Regions from separate parts of the Homo sapiens genome. Here region 1 is linked to region 2. Evidence: read pairs that join two places in POLR2A ChIA-PET (ENCODE). Cell type or tissue: MCF 10A. All regions are shown on one strand. Each heading gives the region's core, and the rest is flanking DNA. Links, peaks and the distances in the headings are about the cores only.

What was found. Peaks named below come from ENCODE experiments on the same cell type or tissue, not always from the same donor. Only the 100,000 strongest peaks of a DNase experiment are listed, where the experiment ranks them.
Region 1: POLR2A ChIA-PET joins it to region 2 with 5 read pairs; 3 of 35 experiments call an interaction of 5 or more read pairs at or near these places.

Annotation. Positions count from the first base shown.
Region 1 is chr5:142,842,489-142,854,062 of GRCh38, forward strand. All of the region lies in intron 1 of ARHGAP26 (Rho GTPase activating protein 26), which reads left to right. Among named protein-coding and RNA genes, the nearest start is that of ARHGAP26-AS1, 21 kb to the right of the region's middle. In MCF 10A, for the core only: no CTCF peak of the experiment used is centred there; no DNase peak of the experiment used is centred there.
Region 2 is chr5:142,639,534-142,651,107 of GRCh38, forward strand. All of the region lies in intron 1 of FGF1 (fibroblast growth factor 1), which reads right to left. Among named protein-coding and RNA genes, the nearest start is that of FGF1, 41 kb to the right of the region's middle. RefSeq lists a promoter at 4,603-4,947 and an enhancer at 5,072-6,271. In MCF 10A, for the core only: no CTCF peak of the experiment used is centred there; a DNase peak (open chromatin) is centred at 5,578.

The sequences.
Region 1 (11,574 bases), core at 4,708-8,707, 200 kb after region 2:
TTAGGTTCAGCACCCAGCACAAGAAATCTTGTGGAGTAGGATAGAATAGAATAAGTTCATCCCTGTGTGTCGGGAAGGACTAGGAGAAAAACATGCCTAGAGGTCCCACAGGTGAAACCCAATAATTGATCTAAAAGTGCGTAGTAGTAGAGCATGGGATTTAGAAATCTGTCTTGTCACCTATCAGCCCTATGTCTTTGGGCAGGCACTTAACATTTCTGAGGCCAATTTCCCATTTGTAAAATCAGAATGGAAATTCCCTCAACATTTCATTTGGAGGAGGATTATAGGAGGTAATATATGCAATAGGCTTAGAACGTAATTGTTTAATAAATGAATGGCAGCTGTTACTGTGAATAATTGTCTTATGTGTGGAGACTTCAGAGATTATACTAGTGATGGTATATTCTTGTGGGACAAACTCATGAAAATTATCCTCCTTGAAGAATCACATCAGTTAGATCGACTTCTTGTAGGGATGTAGGGGACGTGATTCAAAGGTCCCCCAAACCTTTGTTCCCCCATACCCTGGCTTTTTCTTCTGTTGGCATATCTGGCTCAGAGGTGGACCTACCCCGCCTTTGGCAACTTCTTATACTTATTTTCTGGGTTGCTTTCTATGTCTGGAAAAGCTTGCCATGAATGTTCCCTACCCCCTGTAATCACACTGGAGGTTTCCAAGACCTTTTGGCACCTCAGATGATGTTGGATAGTTGGCTCTGGGACCCAGGCATGCTCCCAAGTCTCTCTGGCTGCTGCTGCTGTTGCTTCCCAAGCATGCAGCTGAGGCAAAGAGTGTGATCACTCCTGGGAGCCAAATTGAGGCCTGTGTCTTTCTGACACTGAGTGGAGTTCAGGGATGCAGGGACATGGGCTCATTGAAGCAACTAATGTAGGGTTCATCCACATAAAGATGATACCTTTGATTGCTAAGGCATGCTGTTTCACTAGATTGTCATGATTACAATGATGCCTACCATTCATTGAGTGCTTACTCCGTGCCAGACATGCCAGGCAAACCCACGTGCTTTGCACATTTTGCCTCCTTTTAATCTCAGTGACATACCTATGGAGTAGTGACGTATAATCCCTGTTTTTCTGCAAGGAAGCTGAGGGTTTTATGGTACCACTACACTTCCTTATGGCGTGTTTTTTTTTGATGATTAAAACATTTCTCAGTATGAGTTGTATGAAGACATGGGGCACGGTGGATATAGTAGAAAAAGCATTGAATTATAAGTCAGGTTCTAACCAATCTCTCATAACCTCTACCTTCTTTCCTTCCACTTTTCCTTTTAGTTTATAAAATCTGGGGCTTGATCTGCAGAAGGTGACACTGTGATATGGTGATGAAGAGCCTGAGCTTTGGCTTCATGCATTCTTAGGGCTGAGTCCTGGCTCTGCCATTTGTTAGTTATGGGGTCTTGGGAAGTGGTGTGCTCCTGAGCCTTGGTTTCCTCATCTAGAGATGATAACTGTCTCCTTCCATTGTTGTGGGGACTAAGTGAGTTAATATATAATAAGATACTTGACAAGTATCATTACATGTGAGCTAAAAGTGAGTTTTTTTTTTTTTTTTTTGAGACAGAGTCTTGCTCTATTCCCCAGGCTAGAGTGTAGTGGCACGATCTCGGCTCACTGCAACCTCCACTTCTGGGTTTGAGCGATTCTCATGCCTCAGCCTCCTGAGTAGCTGGGATTATAGGTACCCACCACCACACCTGGCTGATTTTTGTATTTTTAGTAGAGATGGGGTTTCGCCATATCGACCAGGCTGGTCTCAAACTCCTGACCTCAGGTGATCCGCCTGCCTCGGCCTCCCAGAGTGCTGGGATTACAGGTGTGAGCCACAGTGCCCAGTGCTTTATATTAGTCTTTCTCAGACATTCTTGTTTTCCATGAATGAGTTAGCAGTTTTAAAGCTTTTTTTTTTTTCTTTTTGAGGGTAGTGTCAAAGACTTTGAAATATGATGAAAGTTCAGGACAATTTCCCAAGAAAAAGCCTCTTTACCCAAAATTCATTTTCAATTTCAGAGGGTTCAGGGCCAGGACCTTCTAGAGCTCTTTGAGAACTCCAGAATAAGAACTCTTTTAGGCTGGGCGTAGTGGCTCACGTCTGTAATCCCAGCAGTTTGGGAGGCCAAGGCGGTGGATCACCTGAGGTCAGCAGTTTGAGACCAGCCTGGTCAACATGATGACATCCTGTCAATATAAAAATTAGCCGGGCCTGGTGGTGGGCTCCTATAATCCCAGCTACTTGGGAGGCGGAGGCAAGAGAATCGCTTGAATCTGGGAGGTGGAGGTTGCAGTGAGCCGAGATCACACCACTGCACTACAGCTGGGACAACAGAGTGAGACTGCGTCTCAAAAAAAAAAAAAAAAAGAACTCTTTTAATTGATTGTAGGATGGTAGCCCCCGTTTTGCAGGCTATTCCTCCCCTGCTCTCTGATGCCTGCTGAACTTAACTGAGACCAGCACGTGTGGAGGAGCCCTCTGTGAGGACTGGAGGGATGCACTTCCTTTTCGTCTTCTCCTCCGTTCGCTAGTGAGCAGACTCCTGATTTCTTGGCCTGTGTTGCTGCCCAGAACAAGCACCAGGAATATCCTGAGGAGCTGCAGCTCTTGAGGGAGGCTGCTACGAGAGCAGGGAAAATCAGTCTTTCTCTTCCTCAGTTGGGTTATTTCAGGGATGAGAGGAGAGGGAGCAGCAAAGACTCTGGGATTTTAGGAAGAACCAAGCTACTGTGTGTTGATCGTCTGTTCTGTACCAGGAACTGTGTCTAGGTGGTTTGCATTCATTATTTCTCATCCTTAGAAGAATGCTTCCGGGTGGGTATTTGTTATCACCCTGCTTCACAGATGAGGAAGCTGAGTCTCAGAGCAGTTAAGAATAGCAAATGTCCAAGGTGGGAGTCAGGTCAGCTCTCTGAAATCATGGAGGTCTTCTGTGCCATGCAGTTCCCCTAGATGGAGTCAGGCCTCTGGGGTAAAGGGTGACTTCACGCCCTTTGCTGATAAAGGAAATGCTTTTCCTTCTGGTGGCCAGACATCCGCAGTTACTGTCTTTGTTATGTGCTCTAGGTGGCCTTCTCAGTGCTGAACTGCAGACCCGTGTATTTTTAGAAAAGGAAGAGGCTTCTGTGTGTACTGTTTATGTACAGACACATATCAGCTTCTCAGTACTAAAATCAGCTAAAGCAGCTGAGTGTCAGCTCTGGCTGGTGTCCAGATAACTGGCGGCCCTGTCTTCTGGCTGGCAGGTCCTCACCATGATGGCTTCAGGGACATGACTGACCCCTCACATCTCTCTTCTTGATAGACTAAGCTCTGAGTCCCCACAGAGACCTGCCTCTACTTCCTCCCCAAGCTCAGCTCTTGGCTTGTCAGCAGTTGGTCAGGCTGCATCCTTTTCTTTTTTTCCATTTCCCTGCCTGCATTTTCTCCTTGTTTCCTCACCCACACTTCACTCACATGCCTTTTTTTCCCCTGTGAGACCAATCACGTTTTGATTTTTTTGTTGTTATGGTCAAAGAGGTTTATTTTGTGCACCGCAGTGAAACTGGCTACCTAAGGTATCCATGTGTGAAAGCCACGCATTAGTTTCAAGGGAGGGCAGTGTACTGCAGCGTTTGGGTCTCTGTATCACCATTGTCTGCTCACATTTATAGCTGACTCATGTTGAGTTATATGCCAGACGCTGGCTTTGTGTATTACCTGTTGGGCCACAGTTACCTGTGTGAGGGTGGTTCTGGTATTATCTCACGGGCCTGAGACCTTTCCAAGGTCACATGGCTGGAGTTGTATCCAAGCTCAGAGGGGTGCCGAGGTATATGTGTCGGGTGAGGAGGAGTCACCAGTGCATAGGTGGGAGGGTGGGGCATGCCACCTTTCGTGCCTGTCTCTTGCTCCCAGGGGAATGTCTTTTGGTGTGGCCCAGGTGAGCCAGAATTTCAGGTCTTTTTGAGGATTAGTCTGTTTGACCTTCTTCTCCTCTCTGGCAAAGAGGATTTGGATGGGATTTCCCTTCAGTGGGGATTTTATCTTAGTAAGGGCTGCAGAACTGGGCCTGCTGCTTCTAGGATGTGCTATGTCATTCCTGCTCACTCCTCTGCTGTGACCACCCCTGCCACTTCCCCTTTATACCCCAGAATGAAGACTGCATCTCATAGACATTTGGGAGCAAAAGAGACTTACATTTTGTGCTGTCCTGTGAGAATCTATATATAGGATGTTGAGTAACCACTTGTAAGACACTTTGGTATCTTATTTGAGTAGTTTGGCAGATGTCCTTTAGTCTTGTTTTCTCTTTCTTCATTCATTAATTCAATATGTATTGATTAGTATGCTTAAAGCATACATGTATGTGAATAACTCTCCCTTAAAGGAGGATACCATGGGGGGACAGTGAGATCCAGAACCACTCGGTGTGCTAAGGACTTTTCACGTCTTATCTCAGAACAACCTTATGAGGTGGGTAGGAAACCTAAGAAGGGGTCTGTGAAAAAATGGGTAGCGGGGGGTGATTCATGAAGGGCCCCATGTGGGGCTGCCAGAGTGAGAATCTCAGCTCTGTTGCTTGCTCTCGGTGCACCTTGGGCAAATCACTGTGCCTCTCTCACCTTCTGTTTTCTCATCTGTGAAACGGGGATAACAGTGCCTGTCTCATGGGATTTTGAGAGTCAAATGAAACAATGTTTGTAAATTTCACAGCATTTCTCTGATACACAGTAAGATCTCAATAAAAGGTGGCTATTTTTAAAATTACTATTATTAGGTACTGTTATCTCCTTGTTTTCAATATACAGAACCTGAGCCTTGGGGAAGCTGCCTCAGCTTAGGTCACACAGCGAATACAGCAAAGGATGGAGATGTCTTTTTTTTTTTTGAGACGGAGTTTTGCTCTTGTTGCCCGGGCTGGAGTGCAATGGCGCGATCTCGGCTCACAGCAACCTCTGCCTCCCGGGTTCAAGCCATTCTCCTGCTTCAGCCTCCGGAGTAGCTGGGATTACAGGCATGCGCCACCATGCCTGGCTAATTTTGTATTTTTAGTAGAGACGGGGTTTCTCCATGTTGGTCAGGCTGGTCTCAAACTCCGGACCTCAGGTGATCCGCCCACCTCGGCCTCCCAAAGTGCTGGGATTATAGGCGTGAGCCACCGTGCCCGGCCAGGATGATGATGTCTTAACTGCCATTAGGTGGCACAAATAGAGTGCCACGAAGAGGCTCAAGGGAGAGAAGCAGCACCTGTGTTGTATGGGTGGTGGGCAGTGCTGCAGGTGGACTGGCGTGGGCCTGGGAGGACTCCATGGATGAGATGGCATTTGGAGGTTTGGCCCATCTGGACACCTGGAGGTGGGGAAGTGCAACATTGCTGGTGGAGTGAACATCAGGGAAGATACTCAGGGTTGAGAATTGGGTTGTGTGTGAGCTCAGGCATCCTGATTCAGAGCAGAGGTGGGGCTGTGTAAGCCCATGAGGGCAGGGGCTGGGCTGGGTTAGTTCTGTCCTAGAAGAGTGCCTACCACCTGGGAGGGGCTCCACACACAGTTGTTCAATCCAATTGAATGGCAGTGTCTGAAGGTGGCAAGCTTTAGTTGGTGAAGGGGAGTGATCTGGGAGAAAGGAATTTTGAACTTCAGTTGGAGAAGTTGATTTCTGCCCACAGTGAGACGTGGAATTCTTTCATTTGTATTGCAAAAGGCTAGCTCTCTCAGCCGCCTGGTATTAAACTGTAAGTTGCTCTAGACACTAGTTTTGGTTTTATCTGGACAGTGAATCTGATACTCTCTGAGCTGTTTGGTCAACATTGCTTATGGTAATAGGAGATTACAGGACTGGGTGGCCATCACTCCCCGGGGTCTTTTAAATTTAAGACCACAGAACCTTGAACCAAACAAAAGCTTGTTTGAAGTGAATAGCGTGTGTGGCCCTGTGGTTTTCCCAGTCCCATTTTCCTCCTTTACTCCCTTCCAGTTCTTCCTTGTTTTCTGTGGTCAGATTCTCACCATAGGTGGTTCTCCAGCCTTGGCACATCAGCTGAGTGCAGGCGCTCCTCACTTTGTCTAACATATGTGTTAGAGTAAGGCTGTGTGAACATCATAGTTGTGTAGGTGGCGTGGAAGCTGCCGAGGTGAGCACAGTGTGAAAGAATTTTGCTTATAATGAGTCCTTAGTGAGGCAAAGGATGGCATTAGTTTTGAACATCTGTACCCTAATTCTGTATATGATTCTTTGCATGGTTTTTATATGTTAGGTTTTCCTGTAGCAGTCTACAAAATTGGAAGTTCCTTAAGACAGGGGCCTGCTCCCTCACTATGTAACCTAGCCATGGCTTGTGGGAATTAACCAGTGGGCATCCGATTTATGGGCCAGGCAGCTCTTTCTTTCCCGCCTACTTGGTTTCTTGGCCCTACTAAGTAATGACTGTCAGAGGACAAACATGGGTGTGTTAGAGATCTCAGGAGCAATTGGTTATCTTTGCACTAAATTGGTTTTAAACTAGAGGTAATGATCTGAAATTTACTGGAAGTCTCTTCCATGTTGTTTATTGGTTCCATGGTGATACCATGCCCAACTCTAACTTGATTTTTTATCAAATGTGTTTATTACCCTCTTCTCTGAGCCACAAACAACACTTTAGAAGGGCATAAAGGGATGGGAGTCAAGGTCAGCAGTTTTGACAAATGATTTGAAAGATTGAAACCATCTCAGGATAATTTTCACTAGCTAAAGCAATTCCAGTAGGTTTTCATTGTGAAGTAGGTGTGGACTCTTGTGTTCTCACTCTTGGGTAAGACAGGTTCTCACACCAAAAAGACCCAAGACTTCAGAGCAGGGGAGGCACACCTCTTATCTCTCCCCTCCCAGAGCATTTCCATTTGTATTTGGCTTTTCTTTTAAAAAGACAAATGGTGCTTGAGAAGGTGTGCATACTTTCAAACAGCCGCCGTGAGATTTTGCTAACATTCCTTCTCTGTGTTGAAATTCTCTCCTCCTCCATTGACAGTGTGCTCTCCATGCTTCATTCATCCCCTTCTGAACGTCCCTTCCTTGCTCACCTTCTTTGTCCTGTGGATCTTCTCAAGGTTCCCTTCCTTGTGGGCTTCTCCTCCCCAACCAGAAGGTCTGCCTCTCTTTGTCACTAATCTCTCCAGTCCCTAGCTTCTGCCACCACCCACATGAACATGACTCCTAGACTTCCCTCTGGCAGCCCCAGCCCCTCTCCAGTTCTTTAGTTTCTTGATGTCTGCTGGCATCTCTAATCTGTATGCATTGCTGGTGCCTCAATCCTGCCGTGTTTCTGTCCTCTTTCCTCCAGTCTGCTTCACCTCCCATGCTCCCTGTTTCTGTTAAAAATGCTGTTGCTGTCCCCGTCATCCAGGCACAACCTCTGGACCCACATGTGATGATTTGTTTCACCCAGTTAGTCCCCAAACCCCACGGGTGTTCTTCTGCACACACTCTTCTCACCACGCCAACCACTGCTGGTTCAGACCCTGGCTACCTCTAAACTAGGCCCCAGCCAGAGCCACCTCACTTGGATCTTTCCTTCCCTTCCTCTGTGGAGACAGAGACTCTGCTCTGCTGCCTCCTGCAGCCTCATGCCCTCATTGTGTTCCCTAGGCCTCTTCAGAGCTCTGCCTACCTCTCCTGCTCTGCCTATGGCTTGTCCCCTTCTTTTGGCCCTACTATTTCCCGTGTGTGCAGCCCAGTGTCCTGCCTCTGTGCTTTTGTTTAAATTGTCCCCTCTTCCCATAGGGGTTATTCTCCCCATCTCTCCTTGGTCAATTCCTTTGTGACCAGTTTAACTCCTCCTTCCTTAGAGGAACATCATCCTTTCAGTGGGGGCAGTTTCTCCTCTGACTGAATTCTTATTACAGATGCTCTCTCTCTCTCTCTATGGTGCTTACTGCTTTTTCTTTTTCTTGCAACCAGCATTAAAAACAACAACAACAACAACAAAACACACAAAAAAACAACATTCTGTATTTTTGAAGCATGGTAGAGTTGTTAAGAGTAAATTAGGAGTCAGACCTATACTTGCATACAAACTTTCGAAGTTATTAGCTATATAAGGTGGAAAAGTTTCTTAATATCTCTGAGCCTCAGTCTCTCCGTAAAATAGGTATAATGATGCCTTCCTGATTGAGCTCTTGGGAGGATTGAAGGAGATGGTATAAGTCAATGTCAGACACATAGTAGGTCCTCTATTAGTCCTATTTCTACCTCCTCCCTTCTCATTAGGCTGCTAACTTCTTCAGTCTGCATACATTTTAGTTTTGTATTATGCAGAGCCCTGTGCCTCATATGTAGCAAATAAGGAATAGCTATTAGCTGGATAGCCAATGGATCTGAAAGGACTTTAAAGAGAAAGGATTTTAAGAGAATCACTGGTATAGCCAATGCTTCTACTGTGCAAATGTCTAGCATTAGAGTGGTGGATAAGCTCGATATGCAGTGTCAACCAGGCCACAGGAAGATTTTTGTATCACCTCTGAGACACGAATAGTTTACACTACAGATTAATCAGGATGGATTTAATGATGAAATAATTTAATTGTTTCACAGATGAGTGGATTTTGTATTTTTGTTCCCATGGAAAATACATTTTTTTTTTTTTTTTCCTGAGACAGAGTCTCACTCTGTTGCCCAGGCTGGAGTGCAGTGCATGATCTCGGCTCACTGCAAGCTCTGCCTCACGAGTTAAAGCGATTTTTCTGCCTCAGCCTCCCGAGTAGTTGGGATTACAGATGTGTGCCACCATGCCCGGCTAATTTTTGTATTTTTAGTAGAGACGGGGTTTTTCCATGTTGGCCAGGCTGGTCTTGAACTCCTGACCTCAGGTAACCTGCCTGCCTCGGCCTCCCAAAGTGCTGGGATTACAGGCGTGAGCCGCTGCGCCCAGCCGGAAAATACATTTTTGACATTAGCTAAGATAACATCAGGCATTAGCTTGTTAGCAAACATTATTCTACCATATCCAGGCTTGAGATTGTAATTTTAGTAGTTCAGTTCAGTTGTTTTATTATGAACAGCTTGGCATTTTGCCCCTCATAGGCTCATGCACAAGAACTGAGTTTTACCTCATAATCAGAAGGTAACTCCCAACTATTTATGGATCACTGATGGAACTGGTGTCTCCCTGGCAGCTGTGCAGAATTGGTTATAATCCTTTAGGCCCTATGTGGCCGCCCCCTCCCTCCCGTTTTACACTGGTCTCACCACCCCTGCCCTTTCTCCCACGTGCTGGCCTTTAGTTGCTGTGTTTTCTCCAGCCACATGGTCTTGTGCACCTGGTGCTCTTTCGGCATGGCCTTCTCTTCTCCCTCATCTTTGTCAGGTTGACTTTATTTCTGCCTATTAATTTCACACTTTGTCATACAGAGGTCCAGAGACTTGCCTGAGGTCATAGCAGGTTATTCATGGAGTCTGGCTATTTCCAGGGTTCACTCTACATAGGCACACAGTCCCTCCCCAGTCTTGGAAAGATGATTCATGTTGACCAGAAATTCAGCTGTCCTCTAGCAATAGTTTGGGTTTGCTGACAGTCTCGCTCCTTCCGGAACTTGATAAAATAATGATAAGCACTTGTTCTAGAGGGTTGGATAGGTTTTCTGTGAAGAGGCAAGTAATGCTGTGCAGAGGAATGTTAAAGAGAAAAGAAAGAGTGAGGTATGCAGCCGCCGGCAAAGCATCAGAGAGGTAGTTTGGCCTGCAGGGCCTCTGAGCGGTCAGAGGTAGTTTAGAAGGGACAGATCTCAGGTGGGAGTCATTCAGCCTTTGCAGTGTTGTGGGATGCTCACATATGTTAGTGAGTATTGTTGAGGGGACCTCATTGTCCTCTGGGGACATGGAATTGGCCCTCCTCACAGGCATTGCTGAGTTCTTTACTAGTGCTGGCTAAGGTCAAAGGCATTCTTGGGAAAGCAAGTCAGCATGGCAGGATCAGCAATCTTAAAACCATCCTTCTAACTCTTACAAAATTCAGGGAGACTGTCTTGGAGCAGATTTATTTTATTTTTCCCTAAATGACTAATTATAGCATTCGTGCTATTAATATGGATGCCTATGGCTTGTAACAGTCGGGATTTCTGTTCACATCTCACATGCATTCTCGCATGTTGATGCATTTTGGCTGCTTGCTGCCTGTGGACTGCCAGCAGTTGAATTGGTTTTCCATGATTTGGTCGAGTGTCTTGGAAGGAGACAATGGGAAGGTTCTTTGATCCAGAGGAGGTCTGTGTTTCCCTGGAACTCTGTCATCATGATAACATGATCTCACTCAGTAAGTTGGTGACTTACTTACGTTCTAAAAGACCAACAAAACAGAGTTTACCATGTAGAAGCCTTGTGTGTCGCTCTGCCTGCAGTCAGGGATTCGAGCTGCTGTCTCTGCATGTCCTGTTGAAGCACCATGACATTGAGCCTCTCCTTTGGCACAGAGATATCAGAGTCTCTCTTTTGCAGAGGCCTGCTGCTTTGAAACCTTTGACCTCCCTCATTTCTCAAGCTTGCCTTTATCGAGCTCCAAAGGTGGAGGAAGTACTGATGAGGGGAGGCCAGAGAGTCTACTCAGCAGAGAGCAGTGTCAGCTGATTCTCAGTTTGGCCCAGAAGAAGTACTTAGACTCTGAAGTGGGTTTCTGGGGTGATTGGTGAGAACTTATCTTTATGGTAGCTTAGATTTTATTTTTTAATTTTATTATTATTTTTTGAGACAGGGTCTTCTTTTGTCGCCTAGGCTGGAGTGCACTGTTACCATCTTGGCTCACTGCAACCTCCGCCTCCTGGGCTCAAGTGATCCCCCTACCCCTACCTCTGCCTCCCAAGTAGCGGGGACTGCAGGCATGTGTCACCACATCCAGCTAATTTTTGTATTTTTAATAGAGATGAGGTTTCACCATGTTGGCCGGGCTGGTCTCAAACTCCTGACCTCAAGTGATCCACCTGCCTTGGCCTCCCAACGTGCTAGGATTATAGACGTGAGCCACTATGCCCAGCCTAGCTTAGATTTTGTATTGAGGGTTCTAGAGTCAGGCTTCTGGGTTTTCACCTTGGTTCTATCACTTACTGGCAATTTTCCCTTTTGTAAAAGGGATTTAAACAATAGTATCTACCTTGTAGGGATTTGGGGAGAGTTGAATGAATAATATCTTTGAAAGCACTTGGGGGCTAGCACAGAGTAAGCTTTCAACAAATCGTTGTCTATCATGATGTTGAAAATCCCTCAGAGTAGCCTTGACTCCACGTTCTCAGATGCTGTAGGTCCTTCTCAGTGTGTAGGCAGCACTTACCTTTTCCACTTGAGTCCACACTGGCAGGAGGCTACAAGCTTCCAGAGAGTTGGGTTATGCGTGTTTCTGTTTGTAGTGTAATGGGAAACACTAATGGACAGTACTAGCCCTTAGTAAATGTTTAATAATTACTTGTTGAAGGAACGAATGAAGCTGTGAGCAGGCCAAGAACAACAATGTGGCAGGGTGGTGTGTTTCCTGTAGCTAAGTCAGTTTTGTTAGTTTATGACTACAAGAACCTTCATCATCCTGGAGATCTTGAGAGATCATAAATGAGTAG
Region 2 (11,574 bases), core at 3,256-7,255:
TAGAGAGTAGAATGGTGGTTGCCAGGAGCTGGGGAGAGGTGACTGGAAATGAGATGTTGGTTAAAGGGTACAAGGTTTCAGTTAGACGAAATGAATAGGTTCTAGAGATCTATCGTACAGCATGGTGACTATAGTCAGTAATGTGTGGTATACTTGAAGATTGCCAAGAGGGTAGATCTGACATGTTTTCACCACACACACACAAAACGATAATGTTGCGAGGTGATGGATATGTTAACCAGCTTGATCATAGTAATCATTTCACAATGGACACATAGATCAAAACATCACATCATATTCCCTAAATATGTGCAACTTTTATTTGTCAATAATACCTTAATAAAGCTGGAAAAAAATAGTTGTTGAGAGAAAGGATGGTGGGAGGGATAAATGATGATCTGTCCCATCCAGTGTTGCATATCAGTTTACCTGAAAAGATGCATGCTGGCTCAAGTCTCTTCACAAACCAAAGTCTGTTAAACTCTGCTAATTTGTCAGTTGCCATACTGAACCCAAGTATGAGTATTTTTGATTAAGTCACTTTGGAATGAATCATATGTATTTTCTAAAACCCTGGACCCCTCTTCACAAAAACAAACCAGAGAGAGGAAGAAACTCGAGAAGAAGAGACTGAATTAGACTATTATTCATTAATTCGTTCAACAAATATGTATTAAATACTGTGATTTATCAGGCACTGGGAACACAGGGGTAAACAAGAAAAGCAAAGACCCTGCTTTCCTTGTCAATTTTTATTCCTATAGGGGGAGGTATTAAATTTTTAAAAGTGAACAGCTAAGAAAATCTAAAATGGTGCTAATTCCCGTATCTCCTGGTAGAAAGGAGCCCACGGGGGCTGGAAGGGGAGAGTGCACCAGGAGGTGGAGTATGGTGGGGGGGGGGGTCTCTCTGAGAAGCGGCATTGGAGCTGAGGCCTTTGCCAGGTGGGGTCAGGGTTGTGCACAGAGCCACATGCACCTAAGCCTGTCTTGTGGGCTTGTGATGCGCATGAGCAGGGAGATGGCCTGTCTCAGAGAAGAAACAGCAGGATGCGGTACCTTCTTCCAGCTGTTATCCAAGAATAGGCAAGAGACTCGAAATAATCCACCAATTGAGGGGTAGGGCACAAGAGTTAATACAATCTTTTTAAAGTCAAATGCTTCTCAGAGAACCAATGCTGCCTCCATCTGAACCTGTCCTCATCCCCACCAAACCAAAAGTCATTTCCTCCTGTGACATCCTGTGCATATTGGCTGTGGCTGTTTGTGGCAGTCACTGTATCCTACCCTGCAATTAGAGCTATTTGCATCCTCCGTTTGGCCTCCCTTGGGAATCTTCAACTCCTCGAAGGCAGGGATTGGATCTTGTGCACTCCCTTCCCCCACAGACATAGACTCTCTCCATATACTTAGTAGATGCTCGGTGAATATCTGTTGGTGTTTATTCAGTTGAATACTAGGATTTCTGGATAACACTTTGGAGACATACATATTACAAAAGGAGAAGAGTTTTGATTGCAGGGAAGGGAAAGATAATTTGGGCGTATAGAGATCCCACACTTAGGTGGTTCTTCTAATGGAGAATGTTGAATGCTTTGAGACTTTCCAGTGGAGATTGGCCAGGATAACAAAAGAAGTTGTGAGGGCCACAAAAAGAAGATCGGGCAATGAGGACTAACTGCCTATTTTGCTGTTTTGGTCTTAGTGGTTAAAAAGCCATTGAGAATTATTTTGCGTGCTTCCTCCAACTCTTGGTCCTTGTTTGATCTGAGATTTCTGCTGTCTGGTTAGCTGGTTGATTTAGGGTTCACTTAGGGTTTCTTTTCTTCTTGTGTTTGTCATTTCCTTTTTCTGTGGGGGTTAATTTTCTATATATTCAGAATGTTTTTGTCTTGAATAATCTAAATATATACAGCTAGAATGTATTTTTTATTTAATTAGTATTTTTGAAGTATTTTCACTTTAAGCTGAAATTCATTTTAAATGGAACTTGACATCAATAATGAAAATGAAAAACCAGTATCACTTGCCACAGATGGTCATTGTAAAGGTAAATTTGTTGTAAAAACATATTGTAATGAATTGAATCTAATTTATTTGTACTATATTATTGAGTACTTTGTTATCTCATGATTTATTATAGCAGCACCACCGTATAAACAGTGTTATTTCCATTTTTACAGATGATAAAACTGAGATCTTGAGAAATTAACTCCCAGGGCTAAGAGGTATTTTAGGCATCCGAATAATTATTCAATTTCGGTTTACAAATGGAATACGTAAAGAGAATCTTATGATTCCATTTTTACAGATGATAAAACTGAGATCTTGAGAAATTAGGTCACTCCCAGGGCTAAGAGGTATTTCAGGCATCTGAATTATTATTCAGTTTCGGTTTACAAATGGAATATGTAAAGAGAATCTTATGAATTTCATGGAGCTGAAAAATGGATCTGAAGGTGGCACTGGAGATGATTAACCTCTCAAATAGACACATAAATTAACTGGTTACTTTTGTAAGTAAAAAGAAAATCAAATGAAGCATGGGAAAACAAAGCAGAAAAGCAAGAGTTAAGAGAACCCTCTTCTAGGAGGAGCACAATAGGGCATCCACCACTGTCAGAGAAGCCAGCTGACCCTTGGCTTCCTGGGTCACCAGATGGGTGCTGTCAGCAGTGACCTTACCTCCAGGACCAGGAATGGCCCAGGAAGAAAAGGTTACATGGAGACAGGAAGGGAAGAGAAGAACTAGGAGCTTTGGTTCCCTCTTGGCTGTCACTTATGAAGTACACTCAAGTTCATTTTCCTTGTCCCCTTGGCCTGGGGGTAATGTCCTGATCAAGGCCTGAGGGGATAGTTCTGTGGGGCCTTTTCAGGGTCAGAAAACTCACATGCCAGCAACTTTGTTTGCATCAGCAAACCCACCTGCATCATGCAAGCACTTGACTGGCCACTGACTCCCAACACAAAGCAGATATCAAGATATGAAGAGGGAACACACAGGGCTTCTGAACTGGTAGGGCTTTGTCTTGATGATCTGGGTAAAGGACAAGAATGGGTGGCATACGGTATGCCAAGAGTGAACAACAGCAGCCACCAAATAGATCTGGCTTTGTGCTGGCTTGAGCCACGTGGGCTCCCAGAGGAGACGCTCACTGAGGTCTGTGAAGGCCTTGCTGCACACCTGCCTGAGAGAGCCAAAGAGCTGTGTGTGTTGGACTGTGGCTTTTTGAAATATGTTTGGCTGGGAGATGGGAAGACCTGGGATCCTGTAGACCAGTGAAGGGGAGGTGGGATCAGGACAGACTCCACTTGGAGCTGAGTCCTAGAAACTGCTCTTCTGTTTTTTTTGTGTACACAACATCAATGAATGCCATGCATAGCCTAGAGTATGGAATAAATCTCTCCTAATAAATATATGGTTGCCTGATTAGGTTAGTCATTATGCTAAACATTTGTTTAGGCAATGCTTACCAGCTAGAAATATTAACAAATAAGGAAAAACCAAGTTTTTCTTAAAGAACTAGGCACTTTCACATACACTATATCCAACGCACCCCAGGAGGCTCCATGGCTTCTGCCTCCTCATTTGAAGAAACCAGCTTGTACTGCCTATCAACAGATTTGCAAAATTGAATGTTGTGATATAATTCTCCCTTGAGGAAAGGGCTAAATCAAGGTCATAACAATTATCGAAGATATAAAGAACTGTAATTTAAAAGACAGTATCACCATATATGCATCAGAAAAAGAGACTACAAATTACACACACACACACACACACATACCCCAAAATATGACAAAAGCCATTCCTGGGTGCTAACAGTAAAGATGATTTTTGTTTTCTTCTTTATGTTTTTCTATTTTTTCCTAATTTTCTACAAGGAGCATGTATTATTTGTATAATCAGAGAAATTATTATTCTGACAAAATCAATTTTAAAATGCTATATATACCTCTTGCTGCAACCTAGGAGGCAATACCCTGAGTTACTGGCTAAAGTTCCTCACTCAAGTCTCCCTCTAGGAAAATAGGGCTTTTCCATTTTGGATTCTATTTGAAAATTTCTCAGTAGGGACCAACAGCTGACCTTAAGTTTCAAAATTGTACCCATGAGAGAGGTGACCGCTAAGGAATCAGGCTTCCTTCCGATCGCTTATTATGCACAGAACATTCTTCTTCATCTGGCCCTCACTTTTTCATGTTTTCTGTCAACAGACTCTTAGTTATAGTAAAACAGATCTACATTTGCATACCAGCTCCACAATTTGCTAACCATGGGATCTTAGCCAAGTCATTTAAAATCCTTGTGCCTCAGTCTGTTCATCTAAACTGATAGGTTTATTATGAGTATGAAATGAAATAATGCATGTAAGCTCATGTTAGCGCAAGCAATAAAAGTTGGCTATTATCATTATCCTATTGGCTTCCCCCAAACATCTTTTCCAATTCTCATGCAGAGAACATTTTCCCGACTTAGCTAGGCTCTGTAATCTCAAGGCTTGTAGTGAGAACTGTGGCCTTCCAGAATGTCCCCAGGAGCCCTAAAACAAAAAAGGAAAGCCTTAAAACATGCTTACCTGCTGGCCCGTGGCTGGCTTCCCTGCAGAAGTGGCAAAGCCCTTCTTTGAGCAGTGAACTCACTCACTAAGGAATCCCCCAAGAGTCTGGCCAGCCGGCCCCACTGCCTGGTTGCCTCACTGAGTTGGTGCTCTCTTTAAGCTGTTCCTTTTGTTTTCTCTGACTCAGAATATCTTAGGTCATTTTGAGACAGCCTTCTCCTCCACACCTTCCCTAATTCTACCTGCTGTTCTGGAAATTTGTCATCATTTTTGACGGCCCGGCATCTGAATCCCCACCCCATGTATTTGAAAGTTACACCCGCCCCCTCATTCCCCACCACACACATACACACGTACATCTTGGTCTGGCTGGACCATTCCTGCAGTGTGATTTGGGGCCACCACACCTTCCCAGTGACTCTGGGAGCAACCCCAGGTTCTCTGAACTCTCCTTCTAGAGTCAATTTTGGTTGCTTACAATTAAGAAACCAAGCCAGCTCCTCCTCATCCTTCATACCTACCTTAGTATAAATCCTCTGGCTGTTGGTTTCCAAAACTCCCTGAGCATGCATGTCATATGATTTAGCATATTCTGTTATGATATTTTACTATAATTGTCTGTTTATCCCCACACCCCCAGACTGTTAGCTCCCTGAGGACAAGGACTAAAGCTGTTTAGCTTGTGATAGTCTCTCCATCATGGGCAGAGTGCATGGCACATAGTAGACCCTCAGCAAATGCCAAATGAATGAACAAGCAACAAAACCTTAGCACACATGAGAGGACCAGAAACAAGCACGGTAGCTCCACTTGGAGAACCAGTTAACTCGCCAGCTTTCTGATATTCTGGCACCACTCCTAGTCGGATTCCAGGGGAAATCAGATTTCTTTTAGGCTTTGGCAAGGAAGAAGATCTTCCAGCAGCATCCTGAGTGGGAGGGTGCATTGTGGGCAGCGTCTTGAAATGGGTGAGTAATCCCCCAGGCAGCTCTTAGCTTTAAACCCTGGCTTGTAATGCAGTCATCTCCTGAAGCTCCCAGCTTAAAATGGAAAGTGGCATTACTCATGGTGAAGGGCAGGCAATAAAAAAACATTTAGGTGGGGCCAGCACAATGGAGTGAGTATTCCCTGATGGCGGATGAGAACGTCTCCACTCTGAGCACTCACAGCCCTGGCAGACGGCTCAGTCATAGCAGGGCTTTTGAGCTACACCTCCGAGTTAGCTCATCACACGGCACCTCACTCTTTGGGGTGCTGGGAGACATCGCATTCCTCAGCCTACAGCAGGCGTGGTGGGAAGAAATGCCCCTGAGTCAATATTGGAAGGTGGTAGAAGGAGTGGATGAGAACCTGGGCTTTGGCATCCAACTGACCTGGGTTCCAATCCCAGCTCTTCTAGTTACTAGCTCTGTGACTCCAAGCAAGCCCTCTAACCTCTCTGATCCTCAAGTTCCTCATCTGTAAAATGAGTAAAATAATAGTACCTACTACAGAGGCATTGGGATAAGTAAGAAAGACTATCCCTACAAATCCTTATCACAATGCCTGGCATGTAATCAACATTCAGTAGGGTGACAGCTGCTGTCATTGACAGAGTTGTTCTTTTACCACCTTCCTCCAACGGCCTCCATTACTCCTCCATCCTTTCTGTTTTATTTCTGTGTTAATCTCACTCAGCTTCCACACCCTTACTTCCTCCAGAAGTCATCCTTTACCTCTGATATTCTCCTGAGCTCAGGCCACAGCCCAACCTCCCTCCACAGTCACTGCTCATTTCTATCTTGTCTTTCTCTCCCTTACTTTGTTTTTTTGTTTTTTTTGTTTGTTTGTTTTAGACGGAGTCTTGCTTTGTCGCCTAGGCTGAAGCGCAGTGGTGCGATCTTGGCTCATTGCAAGCTCTGCCTCCCGCGTTCAAGTCATTCTCCTGCCTCAGCTTCCCAAGTAGCTGGGACTACAGGCGCCTGCCACCACACCCGGCTAATTTTTTTGTATTTGTAGTAGAGATGGGGTTTCAGTGTGTTAGCCAGGATGGTCTCGATCTCCTGACCTCGTGATCCGCCTGCCTCGGCCTCCCAAAGTGCTGGGATTACAGGCGTGAGCCACCGCACCTGGCCTTTTTTTTTTTTTTTTTTTTTTTTTGGAGACAGAGTTTCACTCTGTCACCCAGGCTGGAGTGCAGTGGTGCAATTTCAGCTCACTGCAACCTCTGCTGCCTCAGCCTCCGAAGTAGCTGGGATTACAGGTGCCTGCCACCGTGCCCAGCTAATTTTTTTTTGAGAGGAGACTTGCTCTGTCCCCCAGACTGGAGTGCAGTGGCGCGCAATCTCGGCTCACTGCAAATTCCACCTCCTAGGTTCAAGCAATTTTCCTGCCTCAGCCTCCCGAGTAGCTGGGATTACAGGCCTGTGCCACCACGCCCGGCTACTTTTTGTGTTTTTAGTAGAGGCGGGGTTTCGCCATGTTGGTCAGGCTAGTCTCAAACGCCTGACCTCATGCTCTGCCCGCCTTGGCCTCCCAAAGTGCTGGGATTACAGGCGTGAGCCACTGCGCCTGGCCCCGGCTAATTTTTTATAGTTTTTAGTAGAGACGAGGTTTCACCATCTTGGCCTGGCTGGTCTTGAACTCCTGACCTCGTGATCTACCTGCCTTGGCCTCCCAAAGTGCTAGGATTACAGGTGTGAGCCACTGCGCCCGGCCTTTTCTCTCCTTTTCTATGTGTCTGTGAACCTGTGTGCTAAGACCTCACCACCTGATGTCTGACCCTGTCATCGTTTCTTCCCCACTTCAGAATCTGGGACCTGGCCCACTGTGAAGCAAAATGTATTAGGATAAATCAATCGGAGTTGAAGGAAGCCTCATGGACAGATTGGGCATAAGGTCATAAAACGATCAGGGCTCAACACCAGTTTTCAGCACCCAATACCAGTTTCCAGGGCCCCAGTATAATGTACACGCACCCACAGAAAGAAAAGTGGTGAAGAGAGGGAGGGGAAGGGTGGCAGAGTATGCAACCTCCAAATAAGCCAATTTGGCATATCGATTATTTTTAGTTGAAGACAATTGAGAAGAAGCAGATAAGGCTCTCTGCCATTTCTCATTTGCTTAAAAGCAGAGCATAAATTTGTGAAGTTGCCCCCTCACCACCAGGAAAGACTGAAGTTAACCACTGGAACAAACCTTACCAACTAGCCCTCCTCTCTGTTCATTTCTCCCATATGTTTACTTTCAAAATTTGCTGCTCTAGAAACTTGAAGTCCTTTTCCTTTGTCTTGTCACTTCTCTAAAAATCTTTCGCCCTTCTGTTGAGCTGCTATATAAACCCAAGTTCTCACCACCGCGTTGAGGTAGTCAGTACTGCGTGCTCCCATGTGCACACACAATGCACATGTTCATAAACTTGTAGTTCTCCTCTTAATTTGTCTTTTGTCAGTCTAATTTAAAGGGCCTCACCAATGGGCCTAAGATGGTAGACCACTCCACTCCTACCTGTTTAGATGGGACCCAAATCTAAATACTAAATTCATTTATGTTTCATATACACTTTATATACCTAGTCTGAAGGTAGTTTTATACAATACTTATAATAATTTTATGCATGAAACAAAGTTTTGACTGCATTTTGACTTTGACCTGTCACATGAGGTCAGGTGTAGAATATTCCACATGTGGCATCATGTCAGTGCTTAAAAATTTTGGATTTTGGGTTGGGCACGGTGGGTGGGATCAAGCCTGTAATCCCAGCACTTTGGGAGACTGAGGTGGGCAGATCACTTGAGGTCAGGAGTTCGAGACTAGCCTGGCCAACATGGTGAAACTCCATCTATACTAAAAGTACAAAAGATTAGCTGGGCGTGGTGGTGCGCACCTGTAATCCCAGCTACTTGCGAGGCTGAAGCAGGAGAATCACTTGAACCCAGGAGGTGGAGGTTGCAGTGAGCCTAGATCGTGCCACTGCATTCCAGTCTGGGTGACAGAGTGAGACTCTATCTCAAAACAACAACAACAACAACAAAACTTGGATTTTGGAGCATTTTGGACTTAACGATTTTTTGGATCAAAGATTCTCAGCTTGTACTGTGTTCACACCAAGAGAACAAGTGTCTTCACACACACGTATGTTTATTGCAGCACTGTTCACAATAGCAAAGACTTGGAACCAACCCAATATCCACCAGTGATAGACTGGATAAAAAAAAATGTGGCACATATACACCATGGAATACTATGCAGCCATAAAAAAGGATGAGTTCATGTCCTTTGCAGGGACATGGATGAAGCTGGAAACCATCATTCTCAGCAAACTAGCACAAGAACAGAAAACCAAACACTGCATGTTCTCACTCATAAGTGGGAGTTGAACAATGAGAACACATGGACACAGGGAGGGGATCATCACACACTGGGGCCTGTCGGGGGTTGGGGGGCTAGGGGAGGGATAGCATTAGGAGAAATACCTAATGTAGATGACAGGTTGATGGGTGCAGCAAACCACCATGGCATGTGTATACCTATGTAACAAACCTGCATGTTCTGTACATGTATCCCAGAACTTAAAGTATAATAATAAAAAAAAAGTGATTTGTCCCCCACCAACCAAAAAAAAAAAAAAAAAAAAAAAAGAACAAGTGTCTTGAGGAGGAATGGAGAGAAGCTTTTCTCAAATGAGAGACCTGAGAATGTTTGTCACTGGAGAATAAGCCTGCAGGGAAAGGGACTGAACGGTTTGAAGATGGGGAGAGAATTTAATCGATAGGACCAGGCCCTGGAAGAGGTCGGAGAGAATCAGATGAAGAATATGGATGAGATGTATGTGCTTATTAATGCATGGGCAGGCCTAGACCTAGACAGATCCAGGAAAACAATAGCAGGACGGCCGAGAGAGGAAACAAGGCGACCAGGGGCGAAGGGACTACTTTTATTTTTAATTTAAGAAAAACAAAAAGGAAAATAAGAAACACCTGTGTGCACTTTACTCTGATTTAACAAATGTTCATGTTTTCTGGAATTTACCTCAGATCTTTATTTATATAAAAGAAATAAAATGTTAGAAAGTTGTGATCGCTCTTGATTCCCTTTTTCATAACATTTCTATCCCCCTTCCTTGAGGCAACTGCTCTGATGAATTGTGTGTGTGTGACACACATCAACAGCTTGCTCCAGATGGATGGTTCTGCAATTTGCCTTCATTTGTTCAATATTATTTCTGGGATTATTCACTTTCATACATTATTTATATTTATTATCACTACTATAAGTACATTCTCATCTTGCAAATAGCCTACCTTGCATTTATGTATAATCTCTAGGGGTGGACATTGTTTTTTTTTTTTGAGACGGAGTCTCGCTTTGTCGCCCAGGCTGGAGTGCAGTGGCGCGATCTCTGCTCACTGCAAGCTCTGCCTCCCGGGTTCACGCCATTCTCCTGCCTCAGCCTCCTGAGTAGCTGGGACTACAGGTGCCTGCCACCACGCCCGGCTAATTTTTTTGTATTTTTAGTAGAGATGGGGTTTCTCCATGTTAGCCAGGATGGTCTCAATCTCCTGACCTCATGATCCGCCCACCTCAGCCTCCCAAAGTGCTGGGATTACAGGTGTGAGCCACCACGCCCGGCCGGACATTTTGTTTTTAATTTTTCACTATTACCAAAACTGCTGCCATGATCATCTTTATCCATGGGGAGAGATGCTTTTTACTGTCTACTCTTTTAAACTTTCTGACTTTTGTTTTACCGTATACACTTTTAACAGTTCTCTTAAGTAAGAAAAAAACAATTTTCTTTAAAAACCCACAGATTGGTGTTTGCCAAAGTATGACCCAAGGAACAACAAAATCAGAATTACATGAGACATTTGATCACATCTTGGCCTTTTGGCTAAGATCAAGTGTAGTCCATGGGACATTTGTTTTTAAAATGCAGATTCCTGGGCCCCACCTCAGCTCTAGTGAATCAGAATCTTCATGGGTCAGGCCTGGGAATCTACATTGCAATAAACATCCCCAGGTGATTTTTAGGCATCTTCCAGTTTGGGAGGCACTGGATAGACAGATGTTTCCTCTGAGAAGGAGAAGGGGAAAGTGGAGTAAGGGCGTGCAGGGGGAGGGATGGAGATGACATTGACTGACTGCTCTTCTATGCCAGGCACCATGCTAGGGCGTGACATTTGTGTTACTCATTCTCCTTTAAAGAAGAGAGAGGGAATCCATGACATTTATCAAGATAACATTGCAAAAGGTTCAGAAAGACAGTCAAGGTGAACATGGTAGTTTAAAACGAGGTCTGTGAATTCTGATAACCTGGCCTCACCACTCACTTAGTGGCTGTGTGCCCTTGGGAAGTTATGTAGCCTCTCTGAGCTTCAGTTTCCTCATCGGCAGAAGGGTAGTAATTACAGTACTTACCTCCTAGGAATTTTAAGAAGATCAAATGATTTAAGGCTTCAGTAACCTGCTTAACCCAGAACCTAAACTTCTTAAGTGGCCAATAAATGATGATGGCAGGGAGAATGATGCTCATGACTGTTATTGTTTGACCCCTTTATAATCAATGCATATACACTTTATATGTGTGTGTGTGTATATATACACACACACACACACTATGTATACTGTGGTCTCATTATTTGAAACTATAGCAGTAGTTAAAGTAGCTGGATATTGCTGTAGTATTAATTGATAGAAATCCGAAACATGCAGTCCCCATTACTCTATTATTCTCACAGGAAAATACGAGCAACAGTCTTAAGCAGCTGGTTCCAGAAATGCATTCAGGAGGGACATGGAGATTTCCTATGGTGGGGTGGGGAGCAAGTCAGAAGGGTGAACATTTTAAAATTTAAGTAAAAATATATAGTTTAACACTCATACTCATTCCTAGCGTGCACACAGCCCAAATCAACACCCACTGAGAGCCAAGTGTGTTAATGGGAGGGTGGTGCAAACGCAGCTTCAATGTCTCCTCCCTATTCGTGCTTTTGCTCAGAGAGAGGTGAAGGAAGGCGGCTGCGAGGGCTGGG